Linked DNA regions of Homo sapiens: region 1 is linked to region 2. A link is a contact called in ENCODE Hi-C or POLR2A ChIA-PET data. All regions are on one chromosome and are shown on one strand. The core of a region is the stretch at or near the end of the contact, and the rest is flanking DNA. Distances in the headings are between cores, read along the strand shown. Region 1 overlaps MARCHF3 (membrane associated ring-CH-type finger 3). Region 2 overlaps MARCHF3 (membrane associated ring-CH-type finger 3).

Region 1 (4,556 bases), core at 1,652-4,151, 34 kb after region 2:
GGCTCAGACCTTAACTCTGCTGTCTATTACCTGGATAACTCTGGGCAAGTAACTTCATCTCCCCATACTTTAGTGTCCTTATCTCTAAAATGGGCACAAAAATGGTGCCTTCTTCATATGATGACAGTGAGCATGTGAAAAGATAGCCCAGATTAGAAGCTTAGAATAGGGACCAGCATACAGCAAATGCCTAGTTAATGCTAGCTACTATCTCTCAAGGAAAATCTCAGGCCAGAGAAAATCAAATAACTTGGCCCTCATCAGGTAAGTCAGTGGCCAATGGAAAGAGGATGGCCTCACTGCTTGGGAGGTACCCTGCCCTGGGAGAGGACCATGCCTCTCTGATGGATGTCTTATGTTGCTTGTGCTATTCTTCACTGGGCAACAGATTTTAAAATGTGTCCTCATGATATGTGACAATCCTAGGACCAGCCTCTTTACCTGCCCTCCCTTGCCTCTCTGTATGCCTCCCAAAGATGACAGTGACCCAGGCACATGCCCATTCATCCTCCTGAACACTATCTTTGGTCCAAATGGAAATAGCCATGGAAGACTGCTGTTTCCCAAAGGCCTTTCTGAGAATGATCCTGGGAATGAGTGAAGGCCAAAAGGAGATCAAAAAAGGAAAGGATCTCCCTCCCACTAGCCTGAAAGGCCTACTTGTGCCCACGAGTGGGAAAAGAAAGCTGACAAGTTTTTTTTTAACTCATGATTCTGGGCCTCCTTCATTTACACTGAGCCTGTAAAACTCTGAAACCTGGTTTACAGTACCGCATGGTGGGAAAGCAGGTAAAAATACCTGACAGACAGACAGACAGACACACACACACACACACACACACACACACACACACACACAGAGGCTCACAGGTCTCAACCACATCAACCATAGCCTGCTCTTCCTGGTCAAGTGAGCTGTTTGATGCCTGCAAGGGTGAGTGGGGCACATCAGTCACCCAGTCTCAGTTCGCAGAGGACCGAAGATAGTCACTGCCTCATCCTGTTCTGAGTCCTAACCAATTGTTAAAAGTTCTCCAAGAGTCAGAAATTACATATTAAAGGTTTTTCTATTTTTTCCTTTGCACTAGCAGCACAGATTTTAAATGGAGGGCATATGAGCAGTGTTTACAACAGCATGGGAGTGTGATTCAGTGTCTGAGGGCCACCATGCCCAGGGTGGGATGCCACTGCACCAGAGGGGTTGACTGATCACTCAGACAGAGGTAAGAGAATAAGGTGTGAATGACTGGTCCTATGTTAGAGGTCAGAAGTGTCAGCACTGACACTAGGGGGCAAATCCAATGTTGATCCACCTTTTAAATGCATAGGTTAGAAGTCCCACTTAACCATTCTGAGAAAAAGCTGGAGAAGCCAAGGAGTTCCTATTAGCCTGGCAGCCCATAGCTCCCTATCCAACAAGAGCACAAGAGGAGACAAAGTGCTGGTCAGGATAAGTGGTCTCCAAGCTGCTCAGAGCCTGCACTCGGGCTTTAGTTCACCACTTGGGAAGGCTCAGGAGGTTTTCACAATAGCACTTCATAGGGTAGAGTGTGCGTGAAGGGTCAGGGATGGGGGACCATTGAGGCTGAAGGAGAGGACAGCAGAAGAGACCTCCAAGTGATAAGAAGACACCCACCCAGAAAGTAGCCCTGGACAGCGCTTCCATCAGGCAATGCCAGTCCACATGCACACCAAGAATGTCACTTCAAAAGTTTTGCCCACAAATCCAATCACTTTGACTCAGTCGCCTGAAATCAGATACCTTCTTAATCCTGTTCCAATAGGACCACCTTTGTTACCTACTGGAGACAACAAGAGAGCATAACAATGTCAAAATAACAACCCCGTATCTTGTGGGTTCCTTCCCCTCCTGGCTCTTTGTAAATATGATTTGAGGGGAAATCTTGATAAGGTGAATTTTAGCTTTATATCCTATTGCTATAGAAACGGCAATAACAGAACTCGTGTAGTCTTTTTTTTTTTTTTCCAGCACCTCCTCTCACCTGACACAAAGACCTGAGCACTAATTACATTCCCATTAGCATTTTCCATCTGACAAAGAGTTCTCTGGATCAATTACAGATTCATTTATTTTAATTGTGGTACTACCTCTGGGTGGCAAGAGTCCGCACTACTGTTGACAGCAGCTGCCCGTCCTTGGCTGAAACTTGCATGACATACTGCGGCTGCCCATTCACTAGGCTGCCACAATCCTCCACCGTCTTCACCACGGGTGCAGCTGAGCTGGTGCAGTCTGGCAGGACTTCGGGCAGGTGACTGCAGCGGCTGGTTGTCATGGTAACAGACAGCAATTACTCTGCTAATGGCTTCCACATTCATACAGGATTTCCATCTAAGAGAGATCAGAAAACAGTTTACTTGGGCAGGGTGGCTAATAGAAAATGGAGAATTATGGGCCACCAACATCATCATCATGTCATTATTTAATACAAATAACAGGGGTAGCCTAGATGTGGCACATTATCTTGTTACTGTTTAATACAAGTGCACACACACACACACACACAGAGCCCACAAGAAACAGCAGATATGGTATGAATAAGACAGCAAGCATGTCCGTGTATATAAACATTTAGCAGCCCTGCTTTCCACGAGGGGACAGAATGATGACTCTGAGGCCCAGATCTGAAGAGAAGATAAGCAGTTCCCTGCTCTGTGCTAGAGAAGCAATAAGTTTTTGTTGACACTCTCTAAAAGTTACTAAAATCATTATTAAAAACATTCAGAACTATTTTTTCTGGTAAGCAATTTATTCTACATGCAGCTTCATTCTGAGATACTAAGATTAAAAGGAGAGAGAAAGAAGGAAGGAAAATAAAAATGAATTTGGCCAAGTATTAATAGTATGTTCTAGGACAATATTTGCCAAACATGAATCACTCAATGACTGTACCACCTTTCGACTTTTGCCATATCTGTTGCATAATAAAATTTTCTACTCAATACATCTTGAAATTAACTTCCTTTAAAAATGGAACCTATTTTAGCTTTGTCTTCAAGTTATTCATGAAATGAGTTTAATGAGCTTTTATTTTCTAATGAACGTGACAATAAATACGTTAGCATGATGTCTTGTTTGTGTACTACCTAAAATGCAGATGTATATGCATCATCATAGGGAAACACATAGGAGAACGTGAGAAAATAATGAATGAGATCTCTATCACCAATTAAACATAATCCATTACAAATAAGGGCCTTACCTCCTAGGCACATGGTTTATCATATAAACCGTGAGGAATTCTGCTCCCAATCTGTGTGGTGCAGGCTTGGGTCATGACCTCAAGTTCAAAGCACTCAGACCCACTGGAGTGAGGAACTCCACTGGATTCAATAATAGGTCAGCATGTGACACATAAGAAATAGAGGTTTTTACAGAAACTTGAAGGAAGAATTCTGTCCAAAGGTGAGATGACACAGTTTCATGGCTAGGAGTGCTAGCCTGCTCACCTCAAGCTCCCGAGCTCGACATGGCCTGGGCTCAGTAGACAGCAGCAGGATTAGTTGACAGACTGAGCTCACATCAAGAACCCATTTAGGTGGTCAAGGCTCAGACTTAAATAAATGAAATATCTTGTTATTTGCACAACCCAAAACCCCAAGAGGATTCCTGGAATTCTGCAAGGGGTTGTTTTCTCCCAGATATTTGTCTCTACTTCTTACATTTTCCTTGATCCCCATGGTTCTGGAAAACAGGATCTTCCCAACTTCCAGAACAATGTGCATCAACTGGATGTTCTCAGGCAAGAATGCAGTGTTTCCTGATGAAACTGACAGTTTCCCTCCCGACACGCACATGTCAAGCAGGCTTGACTGTCCAAAACAATCATCGGACGTGATTGTCATCCCTTCCTTGCTGCTGAGGTGTCTGGCTGGCTTTGCACCAGCAGCCTCCCTTTCCCACCCTCATTGGCTGCCTGGCGTCCTCTCAGGGTCTGCGTCTGCCTTTGCCCAGCAGCCCTTCTGAACCCACAGTGGGGAGACGGCTGTGGACTCCAGTCCTTGTCTGAGACCTGATGTGGGGGCACAGGCAGAGGCTGCCCCACTCATGCCATTTTCAAGACCAGCAATACTGAACATTCAGCACAGTCAGTTAGTTGGTATAGGTCAACTAACTGACTAGGTTAAATAGGATTTTTTGCTTTTTTTAAAAAATTACAAAGCAATTAGTATACGGTATGTTATAAAAACTATGGAAGAGCACAAAGAACACAATAAAACTCACTCATAATCCCACCATTCAGAAAACCCCAGTAAATTTTTTGGGTAGATATCTTCTTTTTATTTTTTTGAAAGGGTTGGCAGGGTGCAGTTGATTTGTGACTGGGGCCAGACAGTTGTTTTGTTTTGTTTTTAAAAACTGAGTTATGGTAGCTTTCAGACCGAAAAACAAAGAGATGTTAAAAGACCGTCCTCTTCTAAAACTGTGCATAACTACTCTCCTCTGGCCTGCCCTTACAAAACTCCATTGACATGATTTTAAATTCTCATAATGCTTCACAGTCACAAAGTGTAACTTCCTGGCACAGCTCTCT
Region 2 (4,476 bases), core at 59-2,558:
TTAATTTATCCTGCCCACTTGTGGACAGCTTTTGCAGCTCAAATGCCATTCTTGAAGGGTCTTAAGTTTGACCTTAGTCTTCAGCGTATACTTGGTGGTTAGCTATATTTTAAAAGCCAAGGTCAATGATTGAGACTAGTAAATTTTGTGGCATTTTTCTCCTGGTGGATCCACTCATATGGCTGCCAGGGATTCCGTGGGCAACCAAGGGCACCCTTCTGGCATCTTGTTCTCTGGTTCCATCAAAACATGCAGTACAGAGATCATGCTGTTGAAAGCCCCAGCAGTGAGCTGCCTATTTTTCTGTAGAAATCTCATTCTAATCACTTATTTCTGAACCATGAGGTTGATCAATTCTTGGAAATAAGTACAATAAATAAACAAACTAGAAACCCCACCGTAATCAGCACTGAAGGGCCTGAGACAGAAGAGGGGATTAAAGCAGCACTCTACTACCTTGCCACAGCATCATTCACTGGCTGTGAATGTACATCTAAGGTAAGCCAGGTACCAGTGGCTACTTTCAAGGTGGGTTAAGTGTGGATTTGGATTTAATTACAGTGTCAATATGTTAAATCCCCTACTGGTTGGTGGGGAAGAGGGGGTGCCAGAGGTGCTGTGTTACAGAACTTTAGACTCTGCCTCCCAGGCTCTGAGTTAATCAGCTTAAATCCCCAAGGTAGACAGGACACTGTGCAGGTCAGTTTGTACTAAAACCAGATTACACTCTGGTGGCTAATAGCTCTGATCGATAACAACCTTCCCCATGAATCTCCTTAATGAGAAACCATCACAAGAATGAAAGAAACTGATAGAAAACCATAATAAATTTATGGAGCTAGAAGGAAAAAAAGAGAAGGCATAGTCTCACAGTGTTTACTCACTTGGGCTTATCTGCCTGAGTCTCCTGTTAGGCTGACACTTGGCAGAGTTATTAACCTTGCCTTTCTTGAGATGGGTCTTATTCTGTAAGCCCAACACATTCTACACTAAATTCTCGCTTATCTGGGGAGCTGGAATGTGAGGGGGGCAGTGTAATGATCAGAAGGTAAGTGATAGGTTTCTTGCATGATTTAAAATTGAAGATGAAAGTTGAAAATCATGCTTTTCAGTTAACTTGAAACAAAGCAGAGAACAAAAACAAACTCCTACTAGTGTTTTAAATCCCTGAACTCCACAGTCTGTCAATGAGTTTCCAGGACAGCTGAAGATGCACAGAAGGAAATTCTGACCCAGGGGACCTTAGGAGATGCATGCTTCAGATATCCATCAAACCAGACTTGTAACAAAGTATCTCAAAGGAGAACTTTACAGAGTATTTGCTCATGCTTTGGCCTCTCTCCAAACCTCTAGACGTGCACATTCAACGACCCAGTCAACATCTCTGCTTAGATGACTAACAGACAACTCAAACTTAATCTGTCCAAAACAGAACTCCTGATTAGCACGTACCTCATAACTCCTTTCCGCTGAGTGTCCTCCATATCAGTAAATGACCATCCACCCCTGTCACTTAGTCATCCTGTTCCATTCTGTGTCTTTCCTCCTGGGCTAAGGGACTTGCCCAGGACATGGTAAGTCCTATTGGCACTGCCTGCAACATACACCTGGAATCTGGCTGCTTCTCTCTGCCCCACTACTGACATCCCAGGCTAGGTCGCCATCATCTCCTACTTGGGAGGCAATAGCCTCCCTGCTTCCACTCTGGCCACCCTGCTGTCCAGTCCCAAAACAATAGTCAGGGTGAGCGTCTAGAAATATAAATCAAATTGGGTTGCTTCTTTGCTCAAAACTCTCCAGTGGTCATAATAAAGTCCAAACTGTCTACCTGGTACTATAAGCCCTGACTTCATCCCTTCCTACCAGTTCCCATGTCTCCTGCTACCTCTCGCTTCATTTTCAGCCTTTGCGCATATTCTTTTTCAGCTTCTCATTATTTAGGTCTCAGCTCAAACGGCACCTTCTCATGGAAAACACTCCCAGCACCTGTGAATGTTACTCAGCTGTATTTTCAAGAGCACACAACACTCTCTGAAACGATGCTATTTCTTTAGTTGTCTGTTTAGTTGCCCATGTATTGCTACCCACTTCAACTTTGTTTATTTTTGTTTATTTCATATACCTTGATCTAAGAACAGCACTGGAACATAGTAGATGTTTAACAAAAATGAATGAATAGGCTGGGTGTGGTGGTTTACGCCTGTAATCTCAGCACTTTGGGAGGCTGAGGCAGGTGGATCGTCTGAGGGCAGGAGTTTGAGACCAGCCTAACCAACATGGTAAAACCCCATCTCTACTAAAAATACAAAATGATCCAGGCGTGGTGGTGCATGCCTGTAATCCCAGCTACTTGGGAGGCTGAGGCAGGAGAATCGCTTGAACCCAGGAGGCGGAGGTTGCAGTGAGCTGAGATTGTGCCATTGCATTCCAGCCTGGGCAACAAGAGTGTTGATTTAAAAAAAATCTTGATTTAAAAAATATATCTTGATTAAAAAAAGAAAAAAGGAAAATGAATGAATAAACATCTGAGATGCCACTAGGTCTGACCAGAAATGATCTTACAGTATTAGTTAGACTAGTTAAACTGATTGGAAAGGAGAAACTTTGTTGGCATATAAACATCAAATTGTCAAGTTAATTGCTTTTAGCCTTCTAGACTAGAGATAGCATTTCTTACATATTGCTCTTCTTAGGTTTCCAAGATAAATATCTACACATTGTTTTGTTGTTACAAGATGAAAAACCTGTAGTTTCGATTCAAACTTTTTTTCCTAAGATGTAAGTAACCATGGAACATCTATTTTTCCATAGGTCATGAAGTCGTATGAGAAACCTAGTAAATTATTCAAGATCCCTTGTGCTGTTTTAGTCACAATTACTATGTATATATATATATATATAATTTTTTTTTTCTAGAAGAAACCTACCTTGAAATAATTGAGAAGGGTACATACCACATATCCTCTTAAAAGTTATACAACTCCAATTCAACCAAAAATATGTACTGAGTGCCTACGATCTACCAGATATTTGTACTGAATTTGGAACACCAGGTGTTGTTATTATTCCCATTTTGGATTAGGATATGAAGACTCAGTGAGGTTAAGTTCCTTGTTTAAGGTTACATGGTGAGGTGCCAGTATTTGAAACCTCCAGCCTGATGCTCTTTCAATTCTTTCTTTTCACTTACTTTCACACTACATAAAATCTTGATCCCAGTTTTTGTTCCCTCCTGCAACAGATAAAGTTGGAGAAGCAGCACCTTGCTGGGGATAAGATATGGGCTCGGAGGCAGGGGACAGGACACCACTTCCAGTTGCCCCGCATTGTGGTTCCCCCAAATGCTGTGTGACTTTATGAAGTTCTTTAACTCTGTTGTGGAGTCAAAAATGGGAGTCTACCTCAACAGAATAAGGATGCTGTGGCTTTGATGGAGTGGTGAAGCAGCCTCTCTTACTGTCAGAGCAATGCTATAGAACTCATAAGTTCTCATTTTAGTTCAAAACATCAGGCTTGACTAAAGGATTTCAGGACAACCCTTTTCTGGGCTTCAGGCTTGTGTGCCCAGCTGCTTACTTGATATGTCTCCATTTGTGCAGCAAACATGACAAGCTTTACAAGATCCACTGCAGAACACGAGATTCACCATCCACCATTCCAACTCCCCCACAAATAGATTCCTCTCTCAGGGTGGCCCATACCAGCATGTGGGAACACCAACACCTGGTGGCTCTCATAAACAACCTCAGTCTCATCCTTATTTCTCCCTTTCTTCATTCCCCTTCCCCCTATATCCAGTCTATCAGCAAATGCTCTCAATTCTTCCAGAATACATCTTGAGTATGTTTGCACTGCTCTCCCTGGTCACCACTATTCCCATCCAAACCCTCTTCATTTTTTACCTAAAAGATGGTACCATGTAATAGTCTCCTTACTTTCTCACCCTTCCACTCCTGTTATCCTAGAATCCAGTTTCTATAAAGCAGCAAATCATGACACTTGTCTAGTTTAAAATTTCCCAATGGCTCCCCATCACCCTTAGCCTAACACCTTACCATGGCCTACAAAGCCCTGCATAGTTTAGCCCAGGTGTTTGTACCCTGGAGTCCACAGATAGGATTCACAGGATCTATGATTTTGAATGGGAAAAAAAAAATCACATCTTTATTTTCATAAACTCTAATTGAAATAGAACATTCCATTGAGCGATGCAGAAAATCTAGGTGGCATCAGCAGTACCTGCGACTTTGTCACCAGTACAAACAGAAATACAGATATTTCGTATCCCATTACAATTGTTGCAGATATCTTGAAATATCATTATTTTAATGTTAGTTATTAGATCTGCTACAAAAGTGCTAAAGAATCATTTACATTTTATATTACAAGTGTGTCTTTTAAATATTTTGATACCTGTATTTTAGTGTAAATGGCTTCCTTTGCATTCCTGTGTATTTTATGCAATTAAGAACATGA

Evidence for each region. A loop is a pair of places that touch in the nucleus more often than their neighbours do. ChIA-PET counts read pairs that join two places held with the same protein, here RNA polymerase II (POLR2A). Pooled maps may share reads with other maps.
Region 1: a loop to region 2 is called in a map of PC-3, with 6 times the contacts of the local background. The contact joins two enhancer-like sites. A Hi-C loop is called at or near these places in 5 of 168 maps with a recorded cell type or tissue (PC-3, cardiac septum, gastrocnemius medialis and 2 more) and 3 of 50 pooled maps. POLR2A ChIA-PET finds 5 or more read pairs at or near these places in 4 of 52 experiments (HepG2, Panc1, WTC11 and 1 more).

Annotation. Positions count from the first base shown.
Region 1 is chr5:126,915,875-126,920,430 of GRCh38, forward strand. MARCHF3 (membrane associated ring-CH-type finger 3) reads right to left here. Exons shown (of 5, transcript NM_178450.5): 2 at 2,110-2,353. The coding sequence starts at 2,297. Among named protein-coding and RNA genes, the nearest start is that of MARCHF3, 110 kb to the right of the region's middle. Within about 2 kb of position 2,902, at least 7 of the 41 ENCODE cell types and tissues checked have a DNase peak (open chromatin) inside an H3K27ac peak, as active enhancers do.
Region 2 is chr5:126,883,108-126,887,583 of GRCh38, forward strand. The region is part of intron 3 of MARCHF3 (membrane associated ring-CH-type finger 3); the gene reads right to left. Among named protein-coding and RNA genes, the nearest start is that of LMNB1, 110 kb to the left of the region's middle. Within about 2 kb of position 1,309, at least 2 of the 41 ENCODE cell types and tissues checked have a DNase peak (open chromatin) inside an H3K27ac peak, as active enhancers do.